Regions from separate parts of the Homo sapiens genome. Here region 1 is linked to region 2. The links are chromatin contacts, found by Hi-C or POLR2A ChIA-PET in ENCODE. All regions are on one chromosome and are shown on one strand. Each heading gives the region's core, a stretch centred on a gene start or an enhancer-like site at or near the end of the contact. The rest is flanking DNA. Distances are from core to core; before and after follow the strand shown. Region 1 overlaps FOXO3 (forkhead box O3). Region 2 overlaps FOXO3 (forkhead box O3).

Region 1 (5,898 bases), core at 2,554-5,053, 42 kb before region 2:
TAAAAGTTTAAACCATTAAGGGACTTAAAAAAAAAAAAAAAGACGATGCTCTAAAGTAAACATTGTTGGGAACTTGGCTGAATAATTAAATTTCCAGTTAGAAACAAGATTTCCCGTTAAACTGCTGACGATAACCCTCTACCCACAGAGATGGCCTTTGGAAACTAACATTTAAGTTTTCAAGCAGCAAGCAAGCGACAGGTTCTGGTCCCTCATAAAAAGAATAAAATCATCATCTGGTCATCAGAATAATGAATCAATTTTCTATCCAAACAAAATGAGACATATGAGGCTTTCCCAAGGGGAGAAAGGGCTGGGTACACAATTTATCCTGCCCTCAACTGAAAAAGAAATCCTAGATAGGAAGAAAGTTCTCTTAAATAGCATGAAAAAGATGACTACCACTATACTCCACACACGGTTCTGTTGGGTTTTCTAGGGTGGATTTTATTTTCATATTAATTATTATTATTTTTTCTTTTAGTAATCTTCTTTTCAAGCTCTTCCACAGCTGTTTGTGCTCTTGGAGGGCAAGAGAGAACATTCCATTCCTCACAGCCAAACCTGCACTTCCGGCACACAGAGAACCCTGGCAGTCTTGCAACCTCTGCCCACACCCACTCCCTGCAGCATCCTGCCCCTCCCCACAAACTCTCCTATTTCTAGCCCCAGGTCCCTCTCCCCATAGACTGAGGAAGAAGCATCTAAAGGCGTGCAGTCAGCGAGATGACAGTCCCAGAAAGTAGGTTAAAGCTGCAGCATTTGGATGCCCCTGTTGTCTTTCTCCAAGCTTCTCCTGTGATGTTATTGAATCTGTTTCCCCTTCCCACAAGGTGCTCAGCAAACACATGCTACTGAAATTCTCTTTTAAGACCATGCTCAAATTAGCCACACAAAATGGTTGCCTCAAAGAGTTAACAGGCATGAAGTTATAAAAGCCATGAAGTGGAACAGAAATAGTTTTATTATTAATATTCACTTAGCTTAAACAAAATAAGGCTGCACCTTTTTCCAGTTTGAAAACTTACTGTGTGTGGAAATCGAATAAAAGGGCATAGGAAACATGCATCCAGAACTCAGGAGCACATCCAAGAATTTAGCATCACTTTCATGACATATGACAAGCAACCAGGGCAGGAAGCTCAGTAAAAATAGCAATAGCTGGGGAACATGGAGAGGGCCAGGAAACCCTCTTTCTATGAAACAGGCAGCCCCAACTTCACAGTCGCAGACCCTGAGGACCAAAGAGGCACAGTGCCACACCTGAATCCAATCAGCTCCTAAGTGTCAACAGAGCAGAGACAGACTCACACCACCTGGCCTTGAGGTGTAACCCACCACCCAGAAAGAGAACATTAGTACCAATGTCTGGATTAGCACACTAATAGCAAAGATAAAATGCAGGGTGCAGTCTGGCTCTTTAAACCAGATACCATGTTTTACTATAGCTTTAGCACCCGGCAGAGGGCCTGGTACATAGTAGGGGGTCAAAAAATTGTATCTGTTTAACCATTGAATTAATGGGAAGGGGGCAGGAGCCACAAAATAGACCTGAATTATACTTTAACATGAGATGTGATAAAACATTGAGACCAAAGAATGTCCTACATGAGTGAAGATGGAAGTAAGCTTCCACTGCAAAATGTGAAGTAGCATCTAGGTTGTTCTCAGGTTGAAAAGTCTCATCACTGGTATTAACTTCAATTAAACAGCCCAATTTCCAAAAACCTGAAAATATATACCAACAAGTAGGCTTTAAGGTCTCTAGAATAAGAGATGGAAAGAAGGGCAAACTGATAGGGTGTGTGCTACTCGGTGGAGCAAGGCCTTAGCAGGCATTTCAGGTCCATCCAGGGTGAAGAGCCGGCTCTCCACCTGTCATGGGATGCCATGGGGCCCCCATTACTTGGTAATTCAGTTGGCTCAGAGTCCCAGGCACACTCAAAACCACAAATAACACATTCTGGTTCTAAAGTCTCCTCTACACAAGCACCTAGGTAACAAGAGAAATCCCAAATCAAGTCTACTTCACCTACAATCTGAAGGAAATTCATGTATGTGGTGCCTACCAGGGCCAATGCTCTGTGCTTGACAAATTTGATCTCATTTTATTTTCTAAACAAGCCTGTCAGGAGGAAACTGAGGTGCAGAAAGGTTAAGCAATTTGTCTAGTGGGTGGTGGTGCTAGAAATCAAGCCTGAGGCTAACTTCAAAAGTGAAGCTCTCACCACTGCACTGTGTATTTCCTTCTGAAGTCACCAAACTGACCAAGGAGGGAGGCACCACTAACAAGTGACCAAGGAATAAGAAGCTTTAAAGACTACAAAATCTGTGTGATTCAATTAAATGTTCAGCATGTGGTCCCTAGGCTTATGAAAGGGATGGAAAATGTGGAAAAATGATAAGCCATGAAGCAAGCCTTGTTGGAGCCACATCTGCCCATCTGCTAACACTAATTTTTTAGAAATGACACCTTTTCTCAGACAGACCTCAAAGGGACACTACTATCATGTCCTAACCTGAACTGGGATCACTATTTTGGGGAATGCCCAAATATTACTATAGCCATAAACTGAACTTCTACATATCCAGGCTTTCCTTGGTGGCACGTCTGGAGGCTTCTGTGTTCTGGGAGAATTAGCCTGTGACTACGTCAAGCCAATATCACCTGGCTGTCCCTGGCAGGCCTATTCAGGCCCTAAAACAGCTGGCACCACGTTACGGATCCTCAAGCCAGAAACATCAAGCAAATGTCTGCTAGTGCCTGGCCCTTGCTATTATGAGGCTTAATCTGAAACAGGGACTCAGCTCTATACTATTTAAAACATGTAATTAGTTTATTATTGAGCCAGAAAAGATGAGCTTGCTCTAAAACTATGTGAATCTTAAAATATGATGCCTTTTGCCTGCCAACTGACGACGTGATCAGGATACTTCTGTTTAACCTCAATCAAAAACTCTGGTAGAAAACTGCTTTAAGGTTACATATGCCTACTATTTTATTATTTGTCTTCTGGCATCAAAACCTGCAGAAACAAATCACTGACAATGCAAGCACATTACAGGGATGGATGTGGAGGTGCTGAGTGGGTGAGTTAAACAGCTTGAGAGTTTGACATCTGAAATCCAGGAAAACTGCTTTTCTGTTCTTAGTTTACAATCCCTTCCTTCACATGAAATTTACTGGCTTTAGCGTCACACATACAAACACAACTGCTTCTAGCTCTTCAGATGTTATGGCTCAGAAAAACCGTTCCTTTTTGTCTTGTTATTTCAAGAGCAACTGATTTCTTTTTGGTAGCTCTGAAATATATGCCAGTGTGTGGGCACAGTCACACAGCTACGCACAGGCCCACACCCTGGAAAGATTGGAAGGAGTGGAGACACATTTTTCAGCTAGGAAAGGAAAAAGTTTGGGTTAGCATTTATAAAACAGACAAGTGTGCATGCATTTGGAAGCAGGCTATCTTCCAAGTGTCAATGTTAATTATCCTAATAGTCACTGTAAATCAAGGTGTTACCAGTGAAAGAAGCAGAGAAAGTAAATGCTACACACCAGAATACCCCATGTTGGCTACTGCAAACAAAACAATTGATGTATATTTTCTGTACGGAAATAAAGAGTACGATGCAGTCAATTCTGTAAAATGACTTGGGCTAATAGTATCTTCTGTCCCCTCCACACCTCACTGAAATTCAGCTCTAATGAGGAGCCTCCCGAGGGACTGCCTTCTTTAACCTATACCTCATCTGCATATTCAGTATTTCACCATAGTGGTTTTGCAAGATTTTTTTTTCTTGTTCAAAACCACAGGATGCAAAAGCGGCTGATGACCAATATAATGGTATTATGAAATGCTGACCAAGTCAACTATTTATTCCACGACACTCCTGGGTGCTAATTACACACACAGATGAGCATCAGAAAGCTCAAAAGTTCACAAAAAAAGATCAAATAAAGAAAGGACATTTCCAGTAACTAAAGAACTAGGCACTGATTGCATTTTTCTGAAAAAACATTCACTGAGCCACTCAGATACCCCTGTATTCTAACTTAAAATCTAGGGTGTTCCCAAATGTGTAAGTTAATTATTAGCACTACCCCTAAACTATGATGAATGAAGCAGACTGAATGCACATGAGATAAAATCATAGTTTTTCTAAAGGCCATAACAGAAATGCAGTATTTTATTGTAGCAGGCTCTAATCTACTTCATGTACATGCTAGGTAAACTTGAAAGCACTTAAGAAACTGGAAATACAAGCATCAGTAGTGTAATATCTATCACCCAAAGGGCAGGAGAAATAGTATTAACTGGCAAGGACAGTCATGCAAGAGACTATAAAAGCTGAACACACAGTAGAAATAGAAAATTCCTATAACTGGGTGCCTCAGGGGCTAAAAGAACGTAGGAAACAGTTCTTTTAGACCCTGCTTGTGGCTGGAGGAGACAGAAGAGTCTAAGAGGGAGGGGTCAGAATACGGTGGAGAGTTGGAGGGTGAGCCCACTCCTCAACCAGCACGTGTCCCTGTGCTCCAGGGCTCACTGGTCCCACCATATTAGCAGTCAGTGACTCTAAGGGCATTCCTGAGGATGCAGGACCCCTGACCTTATAACTACCTCCTTGGTTAAGTCTGAGTTGGCAGGGTCAGCCCTTGGATTATCTCCCCAAACTTTCTGGAACTCTTTAACTTGGTCCTCCTGAAATTTCCAGCCCTTTCCCTTTAGTCAGGTTTTTCATTTGCTAATGGGAACGATGTGTGGGCTCATAATACGATCAGGTACTAGGTCTTTCCCTAAGGATTAACAAATCATTAAATATATGGGGGCCATTGAGAGTAATCCCTTCACATCAAGACAAGGGAGGACAAATATGAAGAAACAGATGTTTCTGAGCCATTTTCAGGTTCAAAGTAACACACAACAAACGTCAAGTAACACACAACTCTCTGAGGCATTATGTGGAATGTTAGCTGTTTCTCTAGACACAAGCTCATCAGATCCTTTCAAACAGCTATAAACTAAGGAGTTTTCTGAAGAAAGACAGCTGAGTCCTGATATTAATTTGTGGATAGAAAGGGAAGTAGGGGCCAGGCACAGGGCTCACACCTGTAATCCCAGCACTTTAGGAGGCAGAGGCAGACAAACGGCTTGAGCCTGGGAAGTGGAGGTTGCCATGAGCCAAGATCATGTCACTGCATTCCAGCTTGGGCAACACAGTGAGACCCCCATCTCAAAAAAAAAAAAAAAAAAAAAAAAAAGCTGAGGGTGGTGGTGAACTAGGGATATCAGCTACTTATAAGATTAACAAATCTCCATTTGGAGAACAATTTGCCAGGGGTTTCTTGTGTTACTGAATGTCTTTGCTTTGTCAAGCAAAGTACTGACGGGTCTTTGTTCTAGACTATCTTTCAAGGTAGGACTATCTTTCATCTGCACAGTGAGCAGCCTTGAAAGGTAGTCATAGTGTCTCCCTCCAGAGCAAAGGGCAGACATACTTACTGCCTATTACAAATGATTTAAGATCCCTAAGCTCAAGGTTCCTGCACAACCCACTACATGTGCAGCCATCAACCTGGGCCTATCTATGTCACCCCTGTGGGATTCGGGGGCAAGGAAGAACCAATGCAAAATAGACTACTGCTCATGCTGGCTGCTGTGCCATGAGAGAATAACAGATCCCTTTGCCTCTGACCCAAGAGTTTGGCGTCTGGTAGGGGCAAATCTGAGACACTTGTAGTCCTTTTTTTTTTTTTTTTTTTTTTTTTAAGAGATAGGTTCCCACTCTGTTACCCAGGCTGGAACGCACTGGAGTGCAGTGGTATAACCACAGTTCACTGCAGCCTTGAGCTCCTGGGCTCAAGTGATCCTCCTACCTCAGCTTCCTGAGAAGCTG
Region 2 (5,970 bases), core at 816-3,315:
AAACATACACTGCACTTACCACCCAGCAGTCCTACTCCTAGGCATTTATCACAAATACATGAATAAATACATCCCCAAAAGTCCTGAACATAGATATTAATAGCAGTTTTATTCATAACTGTAAAAAACTGGAAACAACCCAAATGTCTATCCCCTGGTGAATGGATAAAATATTCCGGTATATTTCTATAACAGAATATCCATACAACAATGGCATACTTCTCAGCAATTAAAAGAATGAGCCACTGACAAAAGGCATGGATGAATCTCAAATGCACTCTACTAAGTGAAAGATGCTAACACAAAGGGCTACATACAGTAATGACTCTACATTTATACGAAATTCTAGAAAAGGCAAAAAGTAGCTCAGCAGTTGTGGGTGGGTAGGGGGAGGGAGAGGGACTGATGAAAATAAGCCATGAGGGAATTTTTTGTGGCGATGAAATGTTTGAAATGTTTTATCGTAATTGTGGTGTTATACAACTGTACACATTCACTAAAACTCAAATTTTATACTTAAATTGGTAAATTTCAGTGTTTTCAAATTACAACTCAATAACTACGATTGTTTTCCACAGGTAATTTTCAAAATAAATCACCAGTTTCAAAACAGGGAGGCAATTTTATGTCACTGTAAAATTATCCAAATGCCACAAAAACAGCAGGATTATAGGAAAAGAGTTTTTATCCTTTCTGGGTTACAAGATGTGGAGGGAGGAAAAGGAACAAAAGGTGTGGGCGATAGGAAAATGGGGAGGGCTGCTCTCTGCACTGTTTTACACTGTATTTAAATGCCTCAGACTTCACCCAGTCCCTGTCCTATCACTTCTATCTACTTGCAAAGACAACAGAGTATGAATGCGTTCTCTCTCTTAAAAACCAAAACACAGGGGCACACACAAAACTCAGAAAGCTCCACTGTTTTTTCCTCTTAGAGCACAAAGGTGAAGAGGCTCAGCCCATGAAGCTAAGCGGTCCAGTCCCATGACTTTCACTTGTACTTAAGAACACTGAATCCTCTCCTTTTAATTCTATTGAGTTTCTTGTGAGGCAAATTTTCCTGTGGCCAGTTTACTCTGAGTTCCTGATAAGGAGTCCAGTTATTAACAGAATCTAAGCAATTTACAGGACTCTTAGACTCAGTCCTTTTATTTTAAAATTACAAAAACAATACCTATAATATTGAAGAATATTAAAATAAAGAGGAAAAAAATCAAGGGCTCTCCAGTGAGGAAATAATTAAATAAATTATAAATCCATTCAACCCTTGTCCTATTAAAGCAACGATTTTAAATAGCCATTGTAAAGCCTGTATATGGGGAGGGGAAGGGGAAACAAAGCAAAGTGCAAAAAAAATCTCTTACTGCAGCCAAGCAAACAATGCATGCATATATGGCCAAATCTGCAAGGAACTCAGATAAGAGGAGTGGTGACAGGTTTCCCCCAACTGTTTTCTTTTCAAAAATGTACATATGTGTGCATGTATGTGTACATTTAAAAAAAATTCAACAGGCACATCTCCTGAATTTAATGAAAAAACTCTAGTCTAGGCAAAAGGAGCCCTGTTGTCAACAGTTAAGTCCTCCAGGCGTGTTAGCAGCATATTCATACGTGTAAAGTCCTAACTACAACTCAAAGACCTGTAATGATATGTCCTGAAGAAATGAGTGAGAACACCAAACTGCTTTCCAGTTAAAGAGAGGTCGCTTTGTTGGCACAAGTGGCTAACCCAGAAACACAAATACCTTAGCCTTAAAAGCGATCCACAGCGTTATATACAAAGAGAGATGCAGCGAGAAACAAACTCACAGGCCTATCTGATGCTCAGTCTTCCTGCTTCCCTTCTTAACAATACCACCTGCAACCTCAATAGTGTCTTTTCATCACCACCTGGAAAGCTAATAGGCCAAATCGTATTTTGGCTGATTTTAAAGCTAAAGAGATCAAGAGCACAGCTTTACAACTTTGCTCTAGGTGACTCAGATACTAAACATCTAAACCTGGCCTAGAACCCAGGCCCATCAGCAACCAAGTGTGTAACATCTTGGTGCCTCTCCCACAATAGCAGACAATGCCCTCAGTCACCACAACCATGACTTCTCCAGGAACAAAGTGAAATCTGTCTAGTCTCTAAACACTCACTGAAATAAAACCTTTTGGAAGTGACGTGACAATTCACCATTTATTTGGGGAGTAAGGTTAAAAATAGTAAGGCTTAGAGATAATCCATTTACTCAGCTTACCAGTTATAAACCATAGCTTTACTGAATGTGAATTACAACAGGCTGATCTTAAAGACCTTTAAGAACTAACCTCCGATAACCTCTTCTACATCATGTCCTCTGGTAACTGTTCATTTGGATTAAGGCGAAACCAACCAAAGCTATTCTTAATAGCTTGAGGTCCAGCTCACAAACCTCCACAGCTGGCCAAGTACCGTAGCAACCTCAGCGTTAACAAAAGGAAACAAGTTCTATACTGCTGAGCATTAACTGCTTAAGCAACTGTCCTGAGGTTGAAACAAATCTGTCCTGGGAATTTAGGGCCCGTTTTCTGGACTCTGGGAGGGGAGGGATAGAGAAAAATAAAGTTAAGCTTTCCCCTACCCTCTCTCTGAGAATAGGATATTTCTTCAAACTTTCTGAAGCGTTTACTATTAGAAATGTGAAACCCTGTAAAAGTACCAAAGCCAAAGAAGAGCCTTTAAATTGTTTTCCACTTGTAACCACAATGGAGTAGTTTTCCAATAAACCCAAAGGTAGCTAAACAGGATCCTAAATGGTACACTCTGTTCAGAAACCATAGAGTTGGCTCTTTGGTTTCTGATATTTGGTTTCCTGGTTTCTGCCAGAGTATTTTTGTTCCTGGATTTTGTTTTTGATAGAAAAACTGCAGTAGCACCAGAAAAGAGTAGTTGTTTTTTTTAACCCAAAAAGTTCTGCAAAGTTCTCTGAGTATCCCTCTCTTTAGGACTGTGCCTCCAATCCAGTTCATGTTCCATTTCCCTCTGGGGACAAAAGACAATTCCCAGTTAGAAATTAGCCTCTTTGGCAGAACTACTTGTAAGACCAGAAAATAGGCCAGTGATAGCCAATTCTCAATCATCTTTAAATAAAGTGAGAGCGTCACTTAATTTATCCAAGCATCAGTTTTTCAAAGGGCTGAACTAGAGATCTCACTCAAGTGTTCTAAAGATGATTCTGAGTATAGAACAGACACTTCAGTTTGAAACAGAGAGAAACTTGAGGTGATCTTAAGGCCCACTGGGAGTATGCATATGAATTTGCACATTACTTCTGATGAATAAAATGAGGGAACTGGACTAGAATTTCCACCTGTCTTTCAACTCTACCATTATATGATCCCAAGGTCCTTGGAAATGGCAGTAAATAGGGCAGGACTGAAGGTTAGACCTGCCACCAACTCCCCAAATGCCACTGCTCTGAAGTAAGAATCTGGTAATTATAAAGATTAGTTCTTCCAGGATAATAATCTACTGTTAAAGAACATACATTTCTATTAGGATGGGATCTCCTTTAGGCAGGGGGATTTTATCTTTTGTTCACTGATGTATTTATTCCCCAACCCTCTAACAGGAGCTGGCACACAGTAAGCATCAATAAATATTTATTGAGTGAATGAATAAATTTTGTCCTTAGCATCTGAAGTAAGCCATCCAAAGAATATAATCTGCAAGTCCCTAAAGGCAGAAGGATGCTTATATTCTACTACATGTCAGCTGGCAGAAAAATTAGGATACAGGGACTCCCTCAGACTTTAGAGACTGAAAAGAATGTATCCATAATCATCTAGACATCTAAACAGAGCAAGAAAAACAGGGTTAGAAACAAGCACATTTTACAATTCCATTTTCAAAACATGTAACCTTTCCAGGATCAGAAAAGAAAATATCAGTGAAGCAAGTTTCTGAAGGGAGTACAGAAACTCCTTCTTCTTTTTTTTTTTTTTTTTTGAGATAGTCTCGCTCTGTCACCCAGGCTGGAGTGCAGTGGCAGGATCTCAGCTCACTGCAACCTCCGCCTCCCAGGTTCAAGCAATTCTCCTGCCTCAGCCTCCCAAGTAGCTGCGATCCAAAGGTGCACGCCACCACACCCAGCTAATTTTTGTTTTAGTAGAGATGGGGCTTTGCCATGTTGCCCAGGCTGGTCTTGAACTCCTGAGCTCAAGTGATCTGCCCTCCTTGGCCTTCCAAAGTGCTGGGATTACAGGCTTGAGCCACTGCGCCCAGCTGAAATATTATTCTTCTAAGACATTTCAATTTGGGATAAAAATTCTTTCATCTCCTAAGTACGACCTTTCAGGTATGAAAGACAAAACATACAAGTTAATAATTAAAAAGTCTATGAGTTCTAAATTCCCCAAGTCTGAGAAACAGTGACAACACCTTGCTCCGAAATATCCTAATATCCCAAGGGTTCATTTGTTTTTACACATAACAAAACAAAAACAAAAATAAAAACAAGAGACATCTGGTGGCAGGACAAGCATTGTCTTCTTCAACTTACTCTGCATCTTTATGGGACCCCCATCCTCACCCCCTCCTGTCACATCAGGCATCAAAAATGAAAATCACACACAACAGTGGTCAAATAGCTAGAATACATAAGGCTTTAAAAAGAGCTGTGCAAGGTAGCATGTGCTAAAGGTGATCAAAATATACATTTTAACTATTGAAAACAGGTAGTCCTGTCACTAAACTCTTGGTAAAAGCAGAACAGGCTGGCAAAAGGACTAGAAAAGTTTGTCAGTTCCTGGCTTTCTGAACCTGCTTGTTCACAAGGCTGCTTGCTTCCTGGGAAGAGAAGAAGAAAGTTTTTCATGCAGTCTCCTGTAGATAAGCCTTAATCATAGTCTGGCAAGGCTGTGCAGACACTTGGAACTCGAGAAGACATTTTCTCTTTTTCTCCTTCTGACTTTCTGTTATACCAGTGGCATTGCCATGTGTGTCAAGAACCCAAAGAGTTTAGGGGGAAGGGGAGGAATATCACAATTGCAGAGGCCTGATTACTATGCAGAAAACACCGCCCTACCAGACAGACTTGCCAACAAACCGCCCTTGGGAAGGGTACAGTCTATGGGGTGAACAAAGGGGCTGATATACTGTGGAACTGGATTCAGAGAGACCTCCTTATCTCCAAAGCTTCTGGATTTCTAGGCAAGAGCAGCAATTAGGCATTAACTGACAAGAACATTATTTACAACAGGGAAGAGGTTCTGATGAGTCTCCCAGCATACTGTACAGAATTCCAGTCTTCAAACCTTTAATACCAAATTAGTTGCTTTCTCATACTGCCCCACCTCTTTTAAATTATAATTGTTCTGTTTCGCACCAAAGTTTCTTTGTGGCACAAACTATTTTAATTTACTTGTAACTCTTACATAAAAACCTCCAAAGCATTTTACCAATGACAATTTGCAAAGCAATTAACTATCCAGGATCACATGCTCACATGACAAAATAAAACTTTTTTTGGTCTTTTGAGTGATTTGAAAGCACTACATTGAACAAAATAATTGGATCTTGTGACTTCTCCCTTCAACCTAATTTTCATCTAATTTGCTGTCCTACATGCGAATTTGCCTCATGCTGCATTTCCATGCCTCCCTCTCAGAACTGTTCAGCCTCCTGGCCTGTTCCCTTGCTTTATCTAAGCAGGTAATCAAAACAAGAAACATCTTGATATTCCCTGTGCTAACACAAAACAAAACAAACAAATCTTTCCCTTCTAGGATAATTCTAATCATCCCTGAACCATTTCTGAAATCAGACCTGTAATCCCACTCTTTATTTACCAGAAGTGTCATTTGAGGCAAGCTTTTAATTGATCTAGGCCTGTTTCTTTTTCTGAGAAATGAGCAACTTCCAAGGTATAGATTAGAAATACTGTATGTAAAAGACACAGTAGTGTCAGACACATAGTGAATGCTCAGAAATTATTAATAGTTTTC

What was found. Hi-C counts contacts between places; a loop is a spot of excess contacts on that map. ChIA-PET counts read pairs that join two places held with the same protein, here RNA polymerase II (POLR2A). Pooled maps may share reads with other maps.
Region 1: a loop to region 2 is called in a map of upper lobe of right lung, with 2.4 times the contacts of the local background. The contact joins two enhancer-like sites. A Hi-C loop is called at or near these places in 7 of 168 maps with a recorded cell type or tissue (CD14-positive monocyte, ascending aorta, gastrocnemius medialis and 4 more) and 5 of 50 pooled maps. POLR2A ChIA-PET finds 5 or more read pairs at or near these places in 8 of 52 experiments (AG04450, K562, MCF 10A and 5 more).

Annotation. Positions count from the first base shown.
Region 1 is chr6:108,648,881-108,654,778 of GRCh38, reverse strand. All of the region lies in intron 1 of FOXO3 (forkhead box O3), which reads right to left. Among named protein-coding and RNA genes, the nearest start is that of FOXO3, 91 kb to the right of the region's middle. Within about 2 kb of position 3,803, at least 5 of the 41 ENCODE cell types and tissues checked have a DNase peak (open chromatin) inside an H3K27ac peak, as active enhancers do.
Region 2 is chr6:108,605,451-108,611,420 of GRCh38, reverse strand. The region is part of intron 1 of FOXO3 (forkhead box O3); the gene reads right to left. Among named protein-coding and RNA genes, the nearest start is that of FOXO3, 48 kb to the right of the region's middle. Within about 2 kb of position 2,065, at least 7 of the 41 ENCODE cell types and tissues checked have a DNase peak (open chromatin) inside an H3K27ac peak, as active enhancers do.